Linked DNA regions of Homo sapiens: regions 2 and 3 are each linked to region 1. A link is a loop called in an ENCODE intact Hi-C map of the cell type or tissue named here. Cell type or tissue: heart right ventricle. All regions are shown on one strand. Region 1 overlaps LOC105369949 (a long non-coding RNA gene). Region 2 overlaps CHST11 (carbohydrate sulfotransferase 11). Region 3 overlaps CHST11 (carbohydrate sulfotransferase 11).

Region 1 (8,000 bases):
GGCGAATGGGGAGAGGACCCCTGGGGGATTCCCAGGTGCAGCCATTTTGTGTATGGCCATTCTGCTTCCTGGTTCATGACCCAACAGGAAGGACACAGCTGGGAGGGTCTTGATCAAGGGCAGGACCAGAGATGAGGCAGATCTGGGCACTGATAGATGACGATAATTAAAAAGGTATGTAGGTCGGGCACAGTGGTTCATGCCTGTCATTCCAGGACTGTGGGAGGCTGAGGAGTGAGGATTGCTTGAGCCAAGGAGTTCAAGACCAGCATGGGCAACATAGTGAGACCCCCATCTCTAAAAAGAAAAAAAATACAATAATTAGCTGGGCATGTTAGTACACATCTGTAGTCCTGGCTACTTGGGAAGCTGAGGTGTGAGGATTGTTTGAAACCAGGAGGTTGAGGTTGCAGTGAGTGGAGATTGTGCCACTGCACTCCAGCCTTAGTGACAGAGAGAGACCCTATCAAAAAAAACAAAAACAAAAATAAAAACAAAGAAAACAAAATTGACTCATTAAAATTAATCATTTAACAAATAGTTACAAAGTACCTACCCTGTGCTAGAAGCTCAGTCCTGGTTCCTCAACAATGAACAGAAGCATCCACCCTCCTGGGGTGGCCTCTCCAGTGAGAGCCCCGGGCCTCCTCAAGTGAGAATTCAATGGAAAGTGTAGTTTTAGGCCGGGATCCCTGAGGACCCCAGGCACTGGGGAGTCTGTCTAAGGGAAAATGAGTAGGGGACCCAGAAAGGGGAAGGCCAGGGGCAGCCTGCGGCCCCCCTGTGTCATCTTCCTCACCCTGAAAAGTTCCCTCTTGACCCTTTGGAGGTAGCCAGAGACTGCTGTCTATCCACCATCCAGAAAATCCAGCCACCTACAGCTTCTGTAACCACCATGCGATTACTTCCAATCTCTCAAATGGGGTTTGCGGGCTCCCCTCCTTTCATAATTGTAGCTAACATCATCGAGCACTTTCTATATGCCCAGCACTATTCTAAGTGGGTCACATGCAGTAACTCATGTTCAATTCTCACAATATCCCCATGAGATCAGTCCTGTGTCATTCTTATCATACCCATTTTTCAGATGAGAACACTGAGGTACAGAAAGTAGAAATAGCTTGTTCAAGGTCTTACAGCTGATAATCTGTGGAGTTAGGACTTGAAGCCAGACAGACCGAACTCAGCACTCATTCTCCTCCCCTCTAGACTCTGATGCCTTTGAGAAGGCTATAATACAAGACACACAGGGTCCTGTCCCTATGGATTACAGTCCAATGGGGACAACAGAGAGTAAACCATAGTGATACCAATCTGATGAGTCTTGTATGGAAGGACCAACTGGTCCTGGCTTGCAGAGACTTTCTGGCTTTAGCACAGAAAACCTCAAATTCTGGGAACCTCAGTCCTTGGCAAACTAGATGGTTGTACTAACCTAGTTGTGTGAAAAGGGAATCATGAAGTACTATTATTTCTTTGCCTGATTTTGAAATTTACTAATTTGACAGGTGTCACATGGGATTTCACTGCTGTTTTTACATTGCCTTTCTTTTGATCACCACGGAGGCTGAACAATGTTCTCGATGCTTTTTAACCAGATTTAGTTTGTAGTTTGTGAATCAGTTTCTCCTAGAATTCGTCTGCTGAGGCAGAGGTTCTCAGCCTTGAGTGGGCATCAGAATCAGAGGAGGGCTTCTGAAAAAGCAGATCTCTGGGTCGTATCCTCAGAGTTTCTCATTCAGTAGGTCTGGGGTGGGGTCTGGGGTTGGGCATTTCTTTCTTTCTTTCTTTCTTTTTTTTTTGAGACATAGTCTCACTCTTTTACCCAGGCTGGAGTGCAGTGATGTGATCTCGGCTCACTGCAATTTCCACCTCCTGGGTCCAAGTGATTCTCTCACCTCAGCCTCCCAAGCAGCTGGGATTACAGGCACATGCCACCATGCCCAGCTAATTTTTGTATTTTTAGTAGAGACAGGGCTTCACCAAGTTGACCAGGCTGGTCTTGAACTCCTGAAATCAGGTGATCCTCCCACCTCAGCTTCCCAAAGTGCTGGGGTTACAGGCGTGAACCAACGCGCCCGGCCTGGGGCTGGGCATTTCTAACAAGCTCCCAGGTGACACTGAGGCTGCCAACTGGTCAGGAACCAAACCTGGAGATGCGCTGTATTTGGGTGTTTTTTGGAAGCTCTCCCTTTAGTAAAGTGGTTCTCACATTTGCTAAATGTGCACCTTAGAATCACCTGGGCAGTGTTACAAAATTCAGATGCTCAGGCCCTACCCTGGACCAGAGGAAGCCAGTCATGGGGAGTGGAACTTGGGCTTTGCTAGTTCATTACAAAATTTCTCAAGTGATTTCCTCATCTCTGTAGTGTTAAAATAAATTAAGATGAAGACCAGTGTGAAGAATCCCTGAGCAGACAAAGCCCGTTATGCTTCATAAGTGACCTTAATCTTCTTGATTTGCAAACATAAGCAAAACTGTATGCCTTTTTCTTTTTTCTAGCCTGACTTCACTAGCTATAACTTCTGGCACTATGCTGAATAAGGGTGGACCTCCTGGCTGGGCGTGGTGGCTCACGCCTGTAATCCCAGCACTTTGGGAGGCAGAGGCAGGTGGATCACAAGGTCAGGAAATCGAGACCATCCTGGCTAAAACGGTGAAATCCCGTCTCTACTAAAAATACAAAAAAAAAAAAAAATTAGCCGGGCGTGGTGGCGGGCGCCTGTAGTCCCAGCTACTCGGGAGGCTGAGGCAGGAGAACGGTGTGAACCCGGGAGGTGGAGCTTGCAGTGAGCCGAGATCATGCCACTGCACTCCAGCCTGGGTGACAGAGTGAGACTCTGTCTCAAAAAAAAAAAAAAAAAAAAAAAGAATGGACCTCCTGGCCTTGTCACTAATTTTGTGGGGGAAAGCATTTAGTCTTTCAAGCATTAAGTGTGTTAGCTATAGTTTTGTAAGTTTTTTTTTTTACAAATGGGTGCTGAATTTTGTCAAATGCTTTTTCTGCATTAATTTATATGATCATATTATTTCTCTTCTTTCACCTGTTAATATGGTGGATTGCATTGATTGATTTTCAAATATTCAACTACCCTTTCATCTGTGGAATAAACTCCAGTTGGTCATCCTGTACAATCCTTGAGATATATTGCTGAATTCTATTTGCTAATATTTTGTTAAGGATTTTCATGTATATATTCATGAGGGATATTGATCTGTAGGTTTTTTTTACTACCTTGGTTTTATTTATTTGTTTGTTTGTTTTTGAGACAGAGTCTCTCTCTGTTGCTCAGGCTGGAGTTCAGTGGCGCGATCTTGGCTCAGTGTAACCTCTGCCTCCCAGGTTCAAGTGATGCTTCTGCCTCAGCCTCCTGAGTAACTGGGATTACAGGCATGTGCCGCCATGCCTGGCTAATTTTTGTATTTTTAGTAGAGACAGGATTTCGGCATCTTGGCCAGGCTGGTCTCGAACTGCTGACCTCAAGTGATCCGCCCACCTCGGCCTCCCAAAGTGCTGGAATTACAGGTGTGAGCCACCGTGCCCAGCCAGCAGCCTCAACCTCTTAAGCTCAAGCAGTCCTCTGGCCTCAGCTTCCCGAGTAGCTGGGACTACAGGCACATGCTACCATGCCTGGTTAATTTTTGTAATTTTTATAGAGACAGTGTCTCACTTTGTTGCCCAGGCTGGTCTTGAACCCCTGGGCTCAAGTCATCCTCCCACTTTGACCTCCCAAAATGCTAGGATTACAGATGTGAGCCACTGTACTCATTCCTATCTGTGGTTTTAATATCAGGGAAATACTATCTTCATAAAATGAATTGGAAAGTGTTCCCTCCTCTTCTATTTTCTGAAAGAGAATGTAGAGAGATGGTGTGAATTCCTCTTTAAACATTTGGTAGAATTCTTCAGTGAAACCATCTGGATCTGGAGACTTCTTTTTTGGGAGTTTTAAAATTGCAAATTCGATTTCCTTAACAGTTGTAGGCATACTCAAATTATCTAGTTCACATTGGGTGAGTTGTAGTCATTTGTATTTTTCAAGGAATCGGTCCTTTTTAACTAAGTTGTCAAATGAATGTGTGTTCTCACTAGCTTTAAAAAATTCTCTTCCCTCCATTAGTTTCTCTCACATTGAAATGAGATGCTGATTCCTCCACATGCCTTCCCTCCCTCCAGATCAATGACAAAACGCATTCTCCTGTGCCCTAATCCAGGACAGCATTCTTGACAGGCAGAGCCCAGGATGGGGCAGTCCCGATGTAAACCCACAGTTTCGAGGAACCAGTTGGCCTTGGACCTCTCTGAAGAGCTCTGGAACCAGAAGGGGCTGGCGGTCCTCTAAGTCACCTTAGCCTACCTGGAGAGACCTCCGAGGCGGGAGGTAGGAGCTCCGTCCTTAAGGGCAGGTTTGAGAAGTCAAAAACGCTGGGGGCCCTGGGTACCACTAGGTGGCGCTCAAAACATACAGTTGCTCTTGGAGGCCAACAGTGGACCGAAGAACCTCTGTTTAGCTAGATTTGGTCTGTGGGGCATTTGTTCTTTAAGTGAGATGCACTTTAGAGTCTAGAAGCTGCAAGGACCCCACGAGCTCTGGGTTGGTGGACTTGGTAATACTTTCTCTGACTTCCCTACTGACAAAGGAGGGAAGGCTTGAGAGGTGGTGCTGGTTGGAGGCTCCTGCGAGATGTCAGAAGCACCTACCTCCGTGTGGGCTGCTGAGACAAGCATGCCCACGCGGAGCCTCTGTGTGGTTATGAAGTGTCAACACCCCGGCCAGGCCTGTAAAGAATCTTAAAGAATCTACCCTGGGCTCCACGTCCCTTCCAGGCTGGCTCAATGCCCACACCCCTTCCAGATCCTGCCCCCTGCAGATACTTTGATCTACCCCACCACGTTAAGTATACTTTAGGGAAAGAGTCCTCTGGAGTCAGTTGGGAGGCTCAAGGTTTTGTCCTGCCTCTGCCGCTAGCAGTGTGCCTTGGGCAAGACTTGTACACATCTTTGCTAGATTCTGGACTGAGTCCAAATCCTGTCTTGACCACCCACAGCTATGGTGCCCTCTTAGGAATGTTACTTAATGTTACTTAACCTTCGTGAGCCTCAGGTTCACAACTGTCATCTGGAGATAATAAAGACACTCATCTCATCTCATAGTGTAGTGAAGTTTTATTTTTTATTTTTTTAGAGACAGGATCTTGCTCTGTTGTCCAGGCTGGAGTGCAGTGATACGATCATAGCTCACTGTAACCTTCAACTTTTGGGCTCAGGTGATCCTCCCACCTTGGCCTCCCAAAGCACTGAGATTACGGGCAGGGAGCCACCATGCCAGCCCCAGCATCGAGTAAGTGCTTGATGGACATTGGCAGTTATTATTTTATCACATTTATTTATTTATTTATTTTGAGATGGAATCGCATTCTGTCACCCAGGCTGGAGTGCAGTGGCACGATCTTGGCTCACTGCAACCTCGGCCTCCCAGGTTCAGGTGATTCTTCTGCCTCAGCCTCCTGAGTAGCTGGGACTACAGGTGCACACCACCATGTCCAGCTAATTTTTATATTTTTAATAGAGATGGGGTTTCACCATATTGGCCAGGCTGGTCTCAAACTACTGACCTTGTGATCCACCCGCCTTGGCCTCCCAAAGTGCTGGGATTACAGGCGTGAGCCATCACGCCCGGCCATTATTATTATTATTATTGTTTTTGAGACATAGTCTCACTCTGTTACCCAGGCTGGAGTGCAGTGGCATGATCACAGTGCACTGCAACATCTGCCTCTGGGGCTCAAGTGATCCTCTCACCTCATCTTCCTAAGTAGCTGGGATTATAGGTGTGCACTGCCACATCTGGCTAATTTTTTTTGGAGGGGGGTGTTTTTAGTAGAGACAGGGTTTCACCATGTTGCCTAGGCTGGGTCTTAAACTCCTAAGCTCAGGTGATCCCGCCACCTCAGCCTCCCAAAGTGCTGGGATTACAGACGTGAGCCACCATGCCCTGCCATTCCTATTGTCACTAATTTTTGTACCTCTCCCATCCCAGCCCTAGCATAGGTTTACTTGTTTTCAATTGCTGCTCTAACACATTACTACTAATAGAATGGCTAAAAACAGCACAAATTTATTCTCTTACAGTTCTAGAGGTCAGAAGTCTATAACCAAGATGTTGGCAGAGCTGTGTTCTCTCCGGAGACCTCAGGGGAAAATCCATTCCCTTGCTTTACCCAGCTTCCAGAGGCCATCCACGTTGCTGGCCTTGTGACCCCTTCTTACATCTCTCCAACCTCTTTCTTCTGTCACCCCATCTTCTGCTACTAATTTGATCCTCTTGCATCCTTTTAAGGATTTGTACCTTGGACCCATACAGATAATCCAGGATAGTTTTCTCATCTCAAGATCCTTAATAACCTGTCTGCAAATTTTCTTTTACCATGGGCAGTAACATATTCGCAGGTTTCAAAGATTAGGATATGGATGTCTTTGGGGGCCATTATTCAGTGTAGCACTCTGCGAAAACAGATTCAGTTCAAAATAAATAAGGATTGGGAAAGGGCTTCATGTGGTTTTATCTTTATATCCCCAGTGCTATGATTTGAATGTTTGTGTTTCCTCAAAATTCATATGCTGAAAACTTAACCCCCAAGGTGATGGTATGAGGAGGTGGGGCCTTTGGGAGGTGATTAGGTTTAGACGAGGTCATGAGGATTGGGCTGTTATGATGGGATTGGTGCCCTTATAAAAACAGCCACAGAGAGACCTTTGCCCCTTCCACCACGTGAGGACACAGTGAGAAGGCACCGTCTAGGAGCCAGGAAGTAGGCTCTTACCAGACACTGAATCTGTTGGCATCTTGATCTTGGACATCCAGCCTCCAGAACTGGGAGAAATAAATTTCTGTTGTGTATAAGCCACCTCGTCTGTGGTATTTTGTTATAGCAGCCTGAATGGATTAAAACACCCAGAGTCTAGCACATTGCCTGTTTGGCCTGGAAGGTACTTACTTACTGAATGAGTGAGTATGGTGAACATTACTGGTGCTCATCAATACCCAGCTCTCCTCTCCTTCTTTGGGTGGGGGCACATGACTAATGACTAGCTTTGGCCAATGAAAGTGAGCACAAGTGAGGTGTGTTACTTCCAGGCTGAGTCAGTGGAAGCCTCCATGTGACACTTCAGCCTCTGTCCTTCCCTGCCATGATAAATGTAGAGGCCTTCTCTCGAGATGGACTGAAGCAGCCTGGATTGTGTGTCACTGCATGGAGAACAGGCACCCTGGATTGTTACCCGCACCTACCTGCTTATATAACCAAGAAACAAACTTAGGAAATTTGGGGAATGCTTGTCACTGTAGCATAGCCTATCTGAATCTATCCAATGCAATGAGTTAATGGAACTGCCCAATCTTTAAGGTCCAAATCAAAACTATGTTATAGGTAGAAGAATCAGCCACACAACATACCTAACTAGTGGTCTTTGGCATGCCCAGGTGGGTGGGTAGTTCCCTCTGCTTCCATGTTTTGCCCAGTATCTAATACTGTATAGCCTCTCTGCTTTGGTTTCCTCATCTGTAAAATCAGGAAAATAATAGTACCTACTTGAGACAACTGTTGAGAGATTATATGATTTAATGCATATAAAGCATTTTAAACAGTGCCTGACATGTGGTTTGGTTGTTGTTGTTGTTGTTGTTTGTTTGTCTTTTTGAGGTGGAGTTTTTGCCCTTGTTGCCCAGACTGAAGTGCAATGGCTCACTGCAACCCCTGCCTCCCAGGTTCAAGTGATTCTCCTGCCTTAGCATCCTGAGTAGCTGGGATTACAGGCGCCTGCCACCAAGCCCGGCTAATTTTGTATTTTTAGTAGAGACAGGGTTTCACCATGTTAGCCAGGCTGGTCTCGAACTCCTGACCTCAGGTGATCTGCCCGCCTCGGCCTCCCAAAGTGCTGGGATTACAGGCATCAGCCACCATGCCCAGCCATGGTAAGTCTTAATATATGTTTGTT
Region 2 (8,000 bases), 360 kb after region 1:
TGGAGGTTCCTGTGGGACATTCCATGGGCAATGTCCAACGGGAAGGTGAGAGCATGCTTCTCGCCTCTGGTATAAATCCTCCCTTCCCCAAAGTTCCCCCTGCAAGATACCATCCCTGTGCCTACAGAATCTGGGGAAAGAACATTCCATGGAGAAGGAACAGGACATTCACTGCCCTGCGTGTGGCATGTTCAGTGGAAGGAAAGGAAAGGAAGAAGAGAGAGAGAAGAGAAGAGAGAAGGAAGGTTGGGGAGGGCCATTTTGTAGAGGGTGATGATAAGAAAAAGACCAGTGACTCACAAGCTCATACAGAGAATGCCCAGCCTGGCCGAGCTGGAGATTTACCCAGAGGCATCCAGCAGAGTCCCATGTATTTCCAGATGTTTCTGGTTAGAAGTTCGTATAACTTTCAGAGAAAATGCCCTGCCCTCCTGGATTCTGGCCCAGTTTGAAGAGCACCCCAGGCTGACTGAGCGTAGCAAAGCCTCAGAGAGGCAGTGGTGGGCTGTTGGGCTGGGACCCACTGCACGTACAACTCGGGAAGCCCACCTGGCCCTCTGTGAGTCTGGCCTGTGAACTCTGATTTACCCGGAGTTGGCAGGGTTGGGGGTCTTAGAGTAGCCCTTTGAGAAGCTGGTTCAGTTCTGAACTCCATCCAGGTGTCCATGAAAGAGACTGCTTCGAGTCCCTTTCAGTCCCCCACACAGCGCTGTAGGTGTACTAGAAGTCATGTATAAACTGCCCTGAAAATCTGATTTTTGAAAGCATAGGAGAAATGCATCCTTCTGCTGCATAAAGCATCTTCATTGTGAGTCTTGATAGAAACCAAGTGTGGCTTCAGGGCTTAAGAAGGCCAAACCTCACCCTGTGACTTACACAACTGAGACCAGGAGTATCTATGAGAATAAAATGTGACTTTCCTTTAACACCATTTATAGATGATCTTTATGGGATATTCTGCCTCAGCAATTAGCTATGGGAATTTTAAAACTCCATAACAACTTTAAGGAAAGGAAGTTAATCAGAACTTCCCGACTAAGAACTGAGTTCAATAATCATTGCCCAAGGGGCTTCCCTGTACCCAGAAGCCACGTAGATCTGGGCTGTGGATCAGCCTGCAGGCTCCTTGCCATCCCCCGTGGGAATGACTGAGGTCACACGGGAGGTCATCGTGGGGGTGGCTGACTTGGGGGCCAAAGACATGTACTTCAGAACAGGACAGCCAGGGTGGAACCTGGGCCTCACCACTTGCAAGGCCTGAGCCTTGGGACATGAATTCAAGCCCTCTGAGCCTCAGTTGACTCATTTGTAAGTTGGGGATATCACTTTGGGGATTATTGTGAGGATTAACTGAGATGGTGACTGTCAAGTACTTCGTGGGATGCCTGACGCATCACAGAGCCCTGCAGGTGAGTTTGTAGTTTTCCCTTGTCTGGCCACCTTGGGGTCATAGATTAGTTAGTGAATGATCAGTTGATCTAGAGCCTTCTAGATCTTTCTGCTTCATTCCAGATCTCGCATTGACCCTTTTGCCCAGTGCCTTCCTCGGGGCAGTGGAGGAAGACACAGAGTGGAGGTATTTCTGACTCCTCTTGAGCGCCTGTGGTTTTGATGTTTTTCAAAAGAAAAGAACATTTCAGAAATAGAGGAGGGAGAATCCCCCACCAGGCAGTTTTGCAGGGAGGGCCTGGCCTGAGAATGTGCTGGGCATGGGGAGGTGAAAGATGAGCCAGGCGGAAAGGGAGGGCGAGGCTGTCCCCTGGGAAGGCTGGGTGGCCTGTCCCCAGCTGTCACTGGATGCCTTTGTTCCCTGGAGCCAAGAGGCCTCCCTTGGAGGCATCAGTTGCCACAGGAAGCAGATTCATTCATGAAAACCCACCCCCCAGGCCCCGATCCTACTTGCTTTTTTGAACCTTTCTGTTCTTTGCTTTGGCTCAGAGAATGCCACTTAGTGTATAAAAAAGGATCCCAACGTCCCGCCCTGCTGGACCGGTGTAATTATGTCTGCTACACTTCCTTTCTGGAAGGCCCTGGTCAGGGGGTGCTGCAGCCTTCCCAGACCCCGCGGGCTCATCCTTCTTCAGCAGACCGGCCTGCCCTGTCATTTTGGGCATAAAGCCTGTGCAGGGACAGCCATGGAGCCCTTCCCCTTCCCGACCAGCTTTGAGGTTCGCAGAGGTGCCCCGCTCTCTGTCGCCTCAAGGCTGCACTCCCTGTTCCCCCACCCAATCCTCTCTTAGATGGCCTTCGGCGCCAGCTCACTCCTCCTCTGTGGGCTTTGCATGAATACTTCTTTCTTGGGAAAATCATTCCCTGCTCTCCCAAGCTGGAACGGCACTCCTGTGCCATGCGTCCATGGCACCTGTGCTTAATAAAAGCAGTGAACATGAACTAAACACACACCCAGGCAAGGGCCTGGTCTGGCCTTCCTGACTTCATCCTCACACCCGCCCCATGATGCAATGAGGCGTTTCCTGAGCACTTACCTGCAGGGGCACGTGCAACTCCCTCCTCTCATCTGAGCTTTACAGCCACCTTTAAAGCAGGGAGTACTGTTTGGCTCATTTTACAGTGAGGAAATAGAGGCTTTAGGAGAAAGCCCGGACCTCATAGCTAGTAGGTGCTAGATCTGGGAATCTGACACTAGTGTCTTCTCTTGGCCACTAAATTACACTCCAGCTGCCACACTGCATTGCCATCTTTTCTGTTCCTTGTCCCTGTTAGAATGTGTGCTTTCTCCCTGAAATCATATCTTGCTTCAAACTGGGCTCCCCCAGCGCCTCAGGCTGTGGCCTGTTTGCATAACTGGCAGTCACTGGACTGATTCAGGCCAAGGATGGAGCTGCCACCAGGTTGCAGGGTCCCTCCTGAAGACGGAGGACCAGGCTGGGAGGTAGACAGCCTGCTGGGCAGGGGTGAGGGGTGAGCTGACCAGTCTGAAGCTCATCCAGGGCAAAGCGGGACCTGCAGGTGGCAGACGCTGTCAGTGGGAGGTTGGGAACCAACGCCGGTGTGTGCCAGAGGAGCCCGGGTAGTGGGTGCGGGCAAGAGCAGGCCTGAGCGTTCTCTCCCTCTCCACCTGGAACACCCTGAACTCATCACTTTTTGGGCTTCAACCAGGGGAGGCAGGGAAAGTGAAAGGAAAAGTGACATCAGCCACTCTCCCTCCTTGTCAGCAGCTTAGGGCAAAATTCTAGTTGGGAAAGGTGTCCTCATCTTTTCATTACTACATTGGCCTGAATTTCTAGAAGGTAGAGTGACTTCTCTCGGCCAGTGTATTCATCCGTGCACCAGGCATACAGTCAGCTATTCTCACCATCATCTATAACCACAGGAGGTCCGTGGCACCGTCATCCCCATTTTACAGATGAGAATGCTGAGTCTCAGATTAAGTAACTTGCCCAAGGTCCACAGCCAGTAAGTACTAGAGCCGGATTTTAAGCCCAGGCTGTCTGGCTGCAGAGCCTGTGTTCTGAACCACTCTGCTCTGCTGCCCCTTGATGGAAACAGCCACATAGTAAAGAACTCTATTTTTTTCATGAGAAAAAACTTTTAACTGTGAATATTAATTGCTTGTCCCTTAAGAGCAGCTGTGGGTCAAGTGACACAGTAAGTTCTTTGCAGACTTCATCCCTTTAAACCTCATAAGAGCCAGTGAGGTTTGTGCTCTCTCAGCTCCCACTTTACTGATGAGGAGACTGAGGCCAGGAGAGTGAATCTTACTGACCCCAGATCATGGGGCTGGTCAGGGCCATTGCCAAATTTTACATCCAGATTGGTCTGCCTGACTCCAGAGTCTGATCTCCAGCCTGTGCTGATGAGCTTGCTCATCTCCGCAGAGTTCCAGACATCCTAGGGAGAGTAAACCTTTGTTCCATCAAAGCAAATACTCTCCATTTTTGTTCAGTATTTATTGAATGAGATCAGGGAGACACTGATTTTCTGTAAAAATTGTATCCTGAAATCAATGTATTTAGTTTCTACCACTTAGTTTTAGTAGGGTCACTGGCCTTTAAAGAAAAAAATGCAAAGACTTTTCCCAGTTCTTGCCTCACTTTTCTTTAATGAGCTCTGAAATCAGGCCAGCCCAGGGGGACCTATCCCACGTTCCCTATTCTGGATAATAAAATGGGTCACTCACTTCTTTTTAGTTTTATAATTTCCATTGATCATAAATCTACATGTGTTGTCAAAATACTCCTCTGAGGTTGATGGAAGGTAGCAAAGATGGTTTTTCTATTTCATAGGAATGTTATGGCACCACACAGATGACACTCCCTGCCCTCTCACTCTGCCCTGGAATCCATCCCTGCACCTCCAACAAGGGCTGCTGGGTGGATAGAAGGAGAAAATCCCTCTTTTTGCTCTGCTGTCCAGCAGCACAACAAAAAGGCATATTTGGGTTCCAGTCTTTGCTCTGCTGCTTTCTGGGAGTGGGTGGATGAGCTCTCATCTCTGGGCCTCAGTTTTGCCATCTGAAAATCAGAGGGTGGTATCAGATAATCACAAAGGTATTTTGTAACTCTGAAGTTCTGGGTTCTAAGGACTCTGAGATGCAAAATTATTTGAAAGCTCTACAGGCAGAAGAATATTAATACCTCTGATGTCATGCAATTGAGGGTGTCTTATTCACCTCTGGGCCCCGGGTCTGTGTCCCTGCCATTGTGTGTGACTCTGTTCCTGGATATCTGTATCTTCATGTCCTCGGCCATGGCCTAAGAAGCCGCAGAGATGTCTGACTTCCTCAGTGAACAGCAGATGGATGGATTTAGACGTGCTTGTCCCTCTAGCACTCCACGATGGTCTTCCTGTTCCACTTTCACTATGATTGAGAATGGGCCGTCCTTCTTGAAAGAGGAAAAAGGCAGTGAAGTGATAAACAAAATCTTCTTAGTACTCTGCAAAGATGTTCATGTGTTGCCACAAAGCTAATCACCCTTTTCTGAATTCTGCAAGTATTGGGCACCAAGTGCCTGGGACACTGAGATACCTGGGCCTTATCCCAGCTGCCCTGGAGGGAGGGCATGAGTTGAGCTCACATTGTTCATAGTGACATTAACTATGATCAGGATGGAGCAGGTTGAGGCAAAGGGGTGAAGGTAAAGGTGGTGGAAATGGCTCCGTTGGGGCCCCAGGCTTGGTGGTGGTGGTTACTGGGGAGAGAACGAGGGTGTCTTCCAGGCAGGGGTAGGAGGAGGGCTTTGGAGCCCCATCTGCAGAACTAGCTCCACCTCTCTCTTGGGGGAGGACCAGCCTTCCTCTCACTGGAAGCATGCAACATGCAGAAACGAAAGGCCCAGAGCATGGCTCATGCGTGCCTTTGGAACAATGGAGAAATCGGGTATTGTTAAAACATGCTGCTTGACTAAGAAATAAATGGACCTCTTTGGGTGCCTCTCAATTCATAGTTCAGTTACTGTGAAATTCCATGAATCCTTTACAGTCTGTTAATACATATTAATAGCTAATCTTGATATTGCCAGAAAATTGCTCTTCAGACCTCCAATTTGCTTAACAGCTGCCAATCTAAGTTGCCGCCAATTGCCTCTATCGGTCTTCTGTGTCAGTGAGATATTAAGTCGCCATGAGCCAGGCATTTTGCACAGATGACAAATGTGTTTGGCGTTCACTGCAGAACCCGCTCATGTAAAAGCGACGCTCAATCATCAGTTCTCAAAGTGAAACAGAGACCACCAGCCTCAGAATTGGCCTGATAGAATCATCACGGGGCAGCGATCAAGAGCAGGTTCCCAGGACAGCCCGACCCACTGAACCAGAATTACTCAGGGTGGTGTCTGGGAACCCGCATTGCATCAGATTCCCGCTGTGATTCTTACATACACTGAACATTGAGAAATGCTGTCAGGTGAAAGGCAAAGCAACATTCCTGCTATCCTGCCCCCGGCACTTGGGAAACCACCCTCTGTAAGGTTTACAGTAGCTACTTCCTGAGTGCCTACTATGTGCCAGGTACCATGCTATGTGCTTTCCTTGTGGGCTCTCATCTAATCCTCAAAATGACCCTGAGAAGTAGACTTTATTGTTGTCCCCATTTTGCAGATGAGGAAACTAAGGCCTGAAGGGCTCAAGTGATTAGGCCAAAATAGAAGTAGAATATTCTGGTCAGTCTGGGAAGAGAACCAATGAAGCCAACTGGTTCAAAGAAGGGAGAGGCCAGGAGGAGATCCTGAAGGGAGGCAAGCCCCTGCCTCCCAAGAGCATCACCCTCTGGGAGGCCCATCGTGGTAGGGGAGGTTGACGGCCTCCCTGGCTAGGGGAGGGGTAAGCCACCCGGGACTGCTCAGTGGACCCATGCTCCTCCTCCCCTACTCCTGCCAGCAGCGACTTCCGAGGACCCCAAAGCACTAGCCAGCAGGTGCTCAGCCTGCCTGCCCTTACTTCTGATTTCCCAAGCAGTGTGGGAGCTGCATCCCTTCCTCACCGTTGTTCCTGTTCCGGGCCACCATTCATCGGAAAGCAGGCCAGCTTGGCAGCAGCCCCATTCCTATTCCTGCCCCCCTCCGGCACCCTGCCCAGGCCTCCGGAAGCCCAAACAGCTGATCTGAGATGTCAATAAGGCCCTTCCAGCTGCACCTGGCCTGGCTGAAAGGGAGCCCCGGGGGTACCACACAGCCTCAGACCAAGTCCTTCCTGGGCAGCCCTTGGCGCCCTCCCCCTCCAGCGTGATTTGATTCCCCTCCTCTTGTTTCTTGGCCTCACCAGACGGGTGGAAAGTGCCAGCGTCCCTCCCTCATCAAAAGCTGTTGCATTTCTACCCAGGGCTGAGAGTCCCCGCTCTTCTCTCTTGGCCTCCAGCCCCAGAGCTGATGCTAAGCTCCTGTGTGGCAGCCACAGGCTCTAAGCCAGAAATCTCCACCAGAAGATGAGGTGGGGGCTGCGGGTTTAGGCACAGGAAGCCCACGAGGCCTCATTGGCCGTCTTGTGACCCGAACAATCCCTGCTGTCCCAAAGTCATTCATGCATTCAACAAAGCTTTCAGTGTCCACCGTATGTGAAGCACTGGGAATACAACAGTGAACAAAAATTAGTGAAAACTACCTGCCATCTCAGAGTTAACGTTCAAGAAGGGAGAGACCAGCAAAATAAGTAAATTGAGATAAACTAAGGAGATAAGTACTACAAAGAAAAGGGAAGCAGGGAAGGGGATGGGAGAGCTGAGGTTCCAGAGGTGTCTCTTAATATCCACCACTGAGTGTGAGCCTTCCTAACTGCACCCAGGGACTCCCACAGTCTGGCTGGTTCCGCCTTGTCTTTCTCTTGCAGTTGCCCACAGGTTCCACTAAGTGAGCAGGGGCAGCTGGGCTGGAGGCAGTGGGGGCTGAGAGCAGCCAGAGGAAGGCACCCCCTTACTATCCTCAAACACCTGGGGGAGGCACCAACCCTACAGGGATGGTTCGGCTCACACCACTAAAATGATTGTAGCTAACATTTAAGAATACAGAGATATCACATGAAACCTAATATTCTGACTTCTCTTTTTTTAATTTATATTTTTCTAACTTTTAAGTTCAGGGGCACATATGCAGGTTTGTTACATAGGTGAACTTGGGTCATGGGGGTCTGTTGTACAGATTCTTTCATCACCCAAGTATTAAACCCAGTACCCATTAGTTGTTTTTCCTGATCTTCTCCCTCCTCCCACCTTCCACCCTCCAAAAGGCCCCACTGAGTGTTCCCCTCTGTGTCCATGTGTTCTCATCATTTAGCTCCCACTTATAAGTGAGAACATGTGGCATTTGGTTTTCTGTTCTGCATTCGTTTGCTAAGGATTATGGCCTCCAGCTCCATCCATGTCCCAGCAGAGGACATGATCTCTCTTTTTTTATGGCTGCATAGTACTCCATGGTATATATGTACCACATTTTCTTTATCCAGACTATTATTGGGCATTTAGGTTGATTCCATGTCTTTGCTATTGTAAACAGTGCTGCAGTGAACACATGTGTGCATGTGTCTTTATAATAGAATGATTTATATTC
Region 3 (8,000 bases), 340 kb after region 1:
ACTTTATAGATGTGCAAGTTTGGACATCCAGAGGAGCATGTTGTAGGTCACCCAGCTAGAGAGGTACAGGTAGAGGAAATGGACCCAGGCCAGGGTTTGCCTGGCTGCCAAAGGATGCTGCTGCCCTAACTCCCAGGAGGGCCCCCACATGCACCAGCCCCTCCCGGCTTAGGCTCCTGTGACTCCCCTCCCCCTGACAGGAAGCCTTGCCACCTTGCTGTCCCCACCCCTGGGGGATATCGCTCAGGGATGAAAGGGTTCTGGGGCTGCAGGCTGTTGTTGGAATAAATGAGCTCGTGTGTGTCGCGCCTTTCTCTCGTTGAGAGAGCATCACCCTGTGCATTCTCGATGAGCTAACCTGACCTATAGCAGTATTAGATCCGCGTTTAATGGACAGCCGTGTGCTGCAGAGAATGAACAGTCAGTAAAGGCCTGTTGACTGTCAGCAGGCTCGGCTTGGCTCAGCTCCAGCCCAGGCCTGGGGTCTGTGCCAAGCCCAGAGAAAGGTATAGCTCAAGCCCCTAGCTTGGGTGGATCTGGTGGTGCTGTGTCTGCACACGGGGTGCCAAGGGCTCTGTCATATTTAGCCCTTTGAATATCAGCCCCAGAGCCAATGTCGCAGACATCTGCTTTAAATGGGGACTCCCTTCCTTTAGGGTAGAGAGAAACCTTAGAGGCCAGAGTCACACCGTCCTTCTTCTCTGGGATGGCCCCCATCCCTTGTCATTTCAGATGCAGCATAGTATAGTGATGGAAGCACTGCCTGGGTTCCAAATCTGAGTCTACCCCCACCCAGCTGTGTGACCATGAGCACCTCATGCAAACACTCTATGCCTCAGTTTCCTCATCTGTGAAATGGGGATGATAATGTTCCTTTCCTCATGAGTATTGTGAGAAGTAAACGAATTAATATATGGCACATTGCCATGCACGTAGTAAGTACAGAAGAGTGTTTCTATGATCGTCTCGCATCCATACCTGTCGTAAATTAGTGTCCACTTTTGGCTGTGAGTGCCATGAGGGCAGGGGATGGCCTGTCTTCTTCATTGCTGTGTCCCAAGGAAAGTTCTCAGGAAATATTTGCTGAATACATGAAGGATGCATGAGCAAACACATACGTGATCGCTCCCAACGTGCCTGGGGGAGGCAGGGGCAGGGTCTGTGAATGCTGCTCATCCACGGAGGGCTTCACAGGCCCAGAATTTACCTTAGATTCGAAGACGAAGGAATCATCTGGTACTATCTTAGTTTCCTATTGCTGCTGTAACAAATTACTGCAAACTTAATGGTTTCAAACAATACACATTTATATCTTATGGTTCTGGGGCTCAGAAATCTGATGTGGATCTCACTGGCTAAAATCAAATCAAGGGGATTATTGCTTCGGGGGCCACCTTCATTCCTTGGCTCATGACATGCTTCCATCCTCAGAGCCGGCAATGGCCAGTCAAGTCCTTCTTGCATCTTATCACTGAATCCCCTGCCTCCCTCTTCCACGTTTAAGGGACCCTTGTGATTACAGATTACACAGGACCCACCCACATAATCCAGGCTAATCTTTTTATTTTGTGGTCAGATGATTAGTAGCCTTAATTCCATCTGCTACCTTGATTCCCCCTTGCCATGTAACATAACGTATTCACAGCTTCTGCAGGTTAGGATGTGGACATCTTGGATGCAGGAAGAGCGGGAGGTTATTCTTCCAACCACAGGGATTTTCAGTTAGTCAGGAAGATGGGAAAGTGAATGAAGGAATTCTCCATTTAGCTGCCCCAAAACCATTTTGAGAGGGAAAGGACTTAGACCAGCGCTTCCTTCAGTAGGTCTTCATGGTATCTCTTTCTGAATTGCATGGCTCCAGGCTTCAGGGATTTTTTTAGTCATTTTCCGGGGATGGTCATAAGTGCCAGCAAGACAAGCCTCAATAAAGGCCAATAGGCTGGGCGCTGTGGCTCACACCTGTAATCCCAGCACTTTGGGAGGCCGAGGCAGGGGGATCATGAGGTCAGGAGTTCGAGACCAGCCTAGCAAATATAGTGAAACCCCGTCTTTACTAAAAATACAAAAATTAGATGGTGTGGTGGTAGGCGCCTGTAGTCCCAGCTACTCTCGAGTCTGAGGCAGGAGAATCACTTGAACTTGGGAGGCGGAGGTTGCAGTGAGCCGATATCACGCCACTGCACTCCAGCCTGGGTGACAGAGTGAGACTCTGCCTCAAAACAAACAACAACAACAACAGCAACAAATTCGCTGGGCAAGGTGGTGGGCGCCTGTAATCCCAGCTACTTGGGAGGCTGAGGCAGGAGAATCGCTTGAACCCAGGAGGCATAGGTTGCAGTGAGCCAAGATTGTGCCACTGCACTCCAGCCTGGGCGACAGAGCAAGACTCTGTCTCAAAATAAATTAATTAATTAAATTAATAAATAAAAGTAAAAGACAATAGGGCAGTAGCCCAGATGCAGAATCAGGACTTGTTCATGGAGCCCCTCCCACGTGCCAGCGTTGGTTGCATTCAGCAGCGGCCCCACTCCTGGGCCCATCTTTATTGAGCACTTACTATGCGAAAGGTACTTTGCCAAGCATGAGATGCCCATTCCCTCACTAAATTCTCATGACAGTCCCTTGAAGTAGTTTCAGTTGTCAGCCCCATTTGACAGATGAGACAGCTGTGGTACAGAGGGGTTTTGTGACTTGCCTGAAGCCACACAGTCTGTCAGTGGCAGAAGTGGGATTTGAACCCAGGGAGTTGGACTCCAGAATCTTCTCTCTTTCCTGGCTTGACCTCCTACTTCTCTACCATTCACGCACATTGTTCCATTGCAGCTGCACAACCACCAGGTGAGGACGGAATTTCGTTTGAATCCCTACTGCTTAGATACGGAGACTGAGGCTGACAAGGATTGTGTGGCCAGCCCAGTGTCACTCAGCTGTTCAGTGAGCTGCCTGGGCTCTTTCTCCACATCACACTGCCTTCCGTGTGTTACTAATGAAGAATGAATTTCTAGAAAATGAATATTTTCAAAACACTCCCTGCCACCTGCAGTCCCTTTGAGGAGTGGCGATTGTTTGTAGTTCCCCAGGCCCCCCATAGAGGTAAGCAATCACTCCTACTTTAGAACTGAAATTGGGGGCGTCTCCTCCCTGCCACCCAGGACTGTCATTTAGCCAGCCAGCCTGAAGACTGCAGCAAGCAGGCAGATGCAATGCTTGCGAGAGTAAACTTGGCCAGTCTCCCAGGAACTCCTTAATGAAAAATTTCATTCCGGTGGACGAGAGTGGAGTCGACACAGTCCTCATTACTGCCCAGGTCTAAATTAAACAAGACAAGGGAGGTTCTTGAGGAGCAAGGCAGAAGTTACTGAAGGCTTGAACAGTAAATTGCAGGAAAGGAGCTTCTGTCGGGGAAGGTTCTCCGACTTTCCAGGGTGCATGGAACCCCAATGCATTTCTCCTTTGGAGGATCAACGGCCACTTAGGTTGAGGGTACAGAATGGGGCACAGTAAACCCAGCCTCCTCATCCTTCCCTCTCTTGCTGGGTGAGGGCTGGGCTGCAGGCGCGGCCCCCAGGACTCTGCCTTGGTGGCTATGGTTCCAGAATGGTGACGCCCGGAAGCAGACACTCCGCAACGTACTGTCTTCTAGGCTGACAGCTCTTGCCTCCCCAGCTTGAATACATGCTCAGTGGGCCAGGGTTGAGTTCTGGAGTCCCCATGTCCCTTTGTAGTGACACCAGCATCTCTTTCTAGATAAGGGGCTTGCATAAAGAAATGCCATGTTGGCTTACAAGTAGGAAATCATGTTCTTTCCCATCAATTGGATTTCTAGGTGACCACCTGAGATCCGAAGTTCTGGAAGTCAACACACCATCCACCCACGCTCCCCTTGCCCACTTCACTCTGTCTCTCTCGTGCACAGGTGCACGCACACAGGGCTCAGGCTGCAGTCCGACAGAAACATAGGCTTCCTGCCATTAATTGGAGGGCCCTGACTGCAGACACAGCATAACTATCTATTCATAGTCTTTTTTTAATTCTAAGAAATGCTGCTCTAGCTATTACCTACTTCAGGGCAAATGACTGGCTGGCGTTATCAGCATTTTTCAAGTTATAAACACCCCCTCTTAGCTGGGACCCCTCTTTATTTTCAGTGTTCTTCAGAATGAGGAGTTGGGGCATGGCCAGCCGGCCCTGGCTGTGGCATGGAGGATGGACTGGCCCTGGGCACTCAGGGAGGGGTGGCGGGGGCTGCACCCCATGGCCAGGGGACAGTTACAGGCACCACTGTCCCCAGATGCCCCAGGGAACACTGTGTCCCAGCTGCTTCTACGTAACAATCCAGGCCATGGCTTTCCTTGTCTTGCACCCATTTCCTGGAGGAAAAGCGGGAATGGTTTAGGAATGGGTCCCTGCTCCGTGGCTCCTGAGAAGAATTCCCTCTCTCCAGACTAACGCTGGTGTCCAGGCACTTTTCCGCCTTTAGATCCAAAGCTATGGAGGGGCTTGTAAACATGTTGCTTTTTGTAAATTGAATAAGTGGACTTGTCTAGTTTCGTAAACATTGCTGGCGGCATCCGGAGCCCCAAGAAGCACGCTTCCTCCTGAAACACTGCCCTGCAGGCAGGACAGCTCCCCGACTCTGGCATCAGCTGCCATGTCTTGAGAGTCTACTGTGTGCCAAGCATTTTACCTGCAGAGTCTAATTTTATCCTCAATCTTATGCAGTGGGTACCAGGATTTTCCCTTTTTACAGATGAAGAAACTGGAATTGAGGAAGGCCGAGTTGCTCCCCACAGCCTCACGATCGTGAGAGGCAGGGCTGGGACTCATGGCGTCCAAGGCGTTTGGTGCTGTGTCTCTCCCTGAGGGCTGCGTGCAGCCTCCCCTTCCAGACCCCGCACGGTATTTCCTCATCCAGGAAGACAGGACCTAGGGCTGGACGGCAGCTACACTCATGTCATGCGCTGGGAGGGTCTCCCGGGGTCTCCCCAGGACCACGGCCACCTACCACCCCTGTCCCCTGAAGATAAATGATCGCAGCTGCAAATTTCAAACAGTGTGACGTGCTGCGGTCGGCAGCCAAGACAAAAAACCCACAGACGTTTGGCCTTTGAGGCAGAGGAACACCACGAGCTTTCTGTTGCTTTTCTTTTGATCTGCTGTTTGATTTTAAAAAGGGGAAAAAAAAAATGGAGAGGATCAGTGAGTAGAAATCTAATTTGAAAAAAAAACAAAACAAGTTCACAAAAACAGGAAATGTCGTCTACCGTGGACCAGTCGCTGCTGCTTTGGGACTTTTAAAATGACAGCACGTCTTATAGACGCCGTTCACCTCTCCTAGTGAGCCTGGAATTCTGGGGCTCAGAGGAGCAAGGTTGAGAGGTCGTGGATGTAGGAAGGGCGGAGAAACCATCTCATGTGCCCCGCAGCGTTTGCTCCAGGGCCGGGGCTGGTCCTCGGCTAAGCTGGCTTCCTTGGTTTTTCTAAAGGAAGACTCATGACTTCCCTGAGAAATGTTTGCTTACAAAAGACTGAAACCCACCCTGTGGTGCTGAAACCAAGGGGAATTTAATGCAAGAGCAAACCCTAAAGCCAGAAGCTGGGTTTGGGCCTGGCCCCATCCCCATCCCCATCTCATCAGGCATCACAGATTTAAGGAGTAGGGCTGTGGGTCCCTGGTGCTCTCTGAGCCCTTAAGTCTCTGGTGGGGCTTATCTCTGTGTCTCTCTTTCTCTCCCACACAGATACAGACACACACAGCCACACACACACCAGAGCTACCTCAGAATGGTGCCTTCAGCATAGAGCCTTTAATCCCACATGGGTCCAGGGCCCCACTGGCTCACTGTCTCTGACCGTCTGTGCCACCTTTATGGGAAAGAGAGTCAGATCGGTTCATGTATCTCTGTGCCTCAGCTTCCTCTTCTGCAAAATAGGAATGCTAATGGTATTTCTATCCCGGAATGTCTGTGAAGGTGCCATGGGTTAGACAGTGTGCTCAACTCATTCAAACTCAGGCAAGTGTACCCCTGCGCCTGATAGAGAATGAGTGCTCAAAATGGGGTGTGACTACTGTCCTTCCTATTGTACAGCGTCCCTGGTATAAGGAGTTACGTGAACAAACGTTTTCAGAGCCACCTCAAAGAGAACACAACCAGCATAGAAAAAAAAATAGATCGTTTCACTGAAAGAACCACTATAAATACTCCATGATAAGTCAGATTTCTGGAAGATATTGTATAATTTTCAAAGCACTGCCACATACATGGCTCAGGCGATTCCCCCAATATTCTGAGATATTACTGAGACTAATAAACAAGGAAATAAGAAGTTAAGGTATTGCCTGAGGTTGCACTGTCTGCAAGTGATGGAGTTTAAACTCAGATCCACGTCCCACCTCTAAATTCTCTGTGGGTTTGTTGTTGTTTGCCTGTTTGGTTTTGGGGGGTTTTTTTGAGACAGGGTCTTGCTCTGTCACCCAAGCTGGCGTGCAGTGATGCAGTCATAGCTCACTGCAGCCTGGACCTCCCAGGCTCAAACCATCCGCTCCCCTCAGTCCCTGGAGTAGCTGGGACTACTGGCGCATACTACCACACTCAGCTAAGTGTGTGTGTGTGTGTGTGTGTGTGTGTGTGTGTATGAGATTTTACCATTGTTGCCTGGGCTGGTCTTGAATTCCTGGGCTAAGCCATCTGCCCGCCTTAGCCTCCCAAAGTGCTGGAATTACAGATGCGAGCCACTGTGCCTGGCCAATTTGGTGTGTTTTTAACTTCATCAGAGGTAAAAGTTTTCATAATCCATCATATTTCTCTTTATACCTTGGCTACTGGGAAGCACAAACTAAGTGTGATGCCCAAACTCAGCACTGCCCTAACCGTGGTTTTTAGTATATTTTGTATATTGACTGAACTGCAGTACTTAGATGAGGTAGATTGGTTTTCTGAAACACAGTGTAAGTGCCTCTGTAAAGTGGATGAATTGTGCCTTTGCAGACGTTCAAAAATGGTGAGGATGAGTTTTATTTCTAACACGTCATCGTTTCTGCTTGTGGAAGAGGACGGGCTATGGTGGACGTAGCCTGGCACCTGTTCCTTCCTGTGATCTGGTTCTCTCTTCCAGCCTTGCTGTCTGGAGTCGTTGCTGGAAAGAGTGTCCAAAGAAAACAAGGCCCCATCCCCCTGCAGGTCATCTTTCTGTTTCCTGCTGATACCTGGGGGGAGGTGAGGGGAGACTTTCTCAAAGGCCCTGGCAGTGAAACATCATCAAAGTGAGCCAAGACCTTTGTGAGGCTGAGATGGGGATCACACCTTTCCAGAACGCTCATAAGTGTCACTTCCTAAGGATTTCAAACCTGCACAGACAAACCCACGTGTCCTACGGGAAGGCTGCTCTGTGTCTAGGGGAAGGCTAATGACTTTCTTGGCCTTTGTCCCTCAGTTCTCAGGGGGGTGGTGCTGGCGTGCCCTGTCAGACCCACTTACCCCAGACAGGAGCCTGACATGCCTGGCTGAGTCCTGCCTCAGGACTGAGGCCCTGTGGCTCAGTTTTTTGATCTGTGGTGTGAGCGTAGTATCACCTCCCCTGGGAGTCATGATAGCAGTCAGCAGTATTAACAACAATGACAACAACGGCAGCTGGGCCCCTCAAGGACTGTATTTAATACTCACGATATCCCTAATACAGCTGTGAGCCCTTTGTTTTAACTCATTCCTGTCTTAAAATCGCTGATGAGAAAACAGAGAGGCTGCCGACTTGCCCGGGATCACACAGCAAGTACACACACAACATAGTCAGGACAGCCTGGCGGGCGGGGTGGGCGTCTGGGGGGCCGTGGGTCTGCCCCAGGCCTCTGCCTGCACCACCCCTAACCCTGAAGGCTTGTTCAATCTGTGGCCTGCAGTGAAGTGAGAATTTGCGCTCCCCTTTCCCGACACTCACTCCGATAAATCACTCCCTGTTTTAGTTTTATTGTTAGAGCGAGAATGAAACCTCCATGGAGTGCC

What was found. Hi-C counts contacts between places; a loop is a spot of excess contacts. Peaks named below come from ENCODE experiments on the same cell type or tissue, not always from the same donor. Only the 100,000 strongest peaks of a DNase experiment are listed, where the experiment ranks them.
Region 2: a loop joins it to region 1, with 2.4 times the contacts of the local background. A loop is called at or near these places in 8 of 110 quality-filtered maps.
Region 3: it touches region 1 in a loop (2.7-fold over the local background); 7 of 110 quality-filtered maps call a loop at or near these places.

The regions. Positions count from the first base shown.
Region 1 is chr12:104,377,570-104,385,569 of GRCh38, forward strand. It overlaps LOC105369949 (a long non-coding RNA gene), which reads left to right. Exons shown (of 4, transcript XR_007063432.1): 1 at 1-174; 2 at 4,217-4,383. Among named protein-coding and RNA genes, the nearest start is that of CHST11, 75 kb to the right of the region's middle. RefSeq lists a silencer at 6,848-7,048. In heart right ventricle, a CTCF peak has its summit at 4,443 (motif pointing right); DNase peaks (open chromatin) are centred at 4,452 and 4,739; H3K27me3 peaks cover 365 bases.
Region 2 is chr12:104,736,105-104,744,104 of GRCh38, forward strand. The region is part of intron 2 of CHST11 (carbohydrate sulfotransferase 11); the gene reads left to right. Among named protein-coding and RNA genes, the nearest start is that of MIR3922, 150 kb to the left of the region's middle. RefSeq lists enhancers at 4,889-4,938, 6,645-7,266. In heart right ventricle, no CTCF peak of the experiment used is centred here; DNase peaks (open chromatin) are centred at 4,717 and 6,544; H3K27ac peaks cover 2,072 bases.
Region 3 is chr12:104,715,555-104,723,554 of GRCh38, forward strand. The region is part of intron 2 of CHST11 (carbohydrate sulfotransferase 11); the gene reads left to right. Among named protein-coding and RNA genes, the nearest start is that of MIR3922, 130 kb to the left of the region's middle. RefSeq lists enhancers at 4,804-4,893, 4,952-5,580, 5,554-5,603, 7,545-8,000. In heart right ventricle, no CTCF peak of the experiment used is centred here; DNase peaks (open chromatin) are centred at 4,922 and 5,405; H3K4me3 peaks cover 1,225 bases; H3K27ac peaks cover 1,398 bases.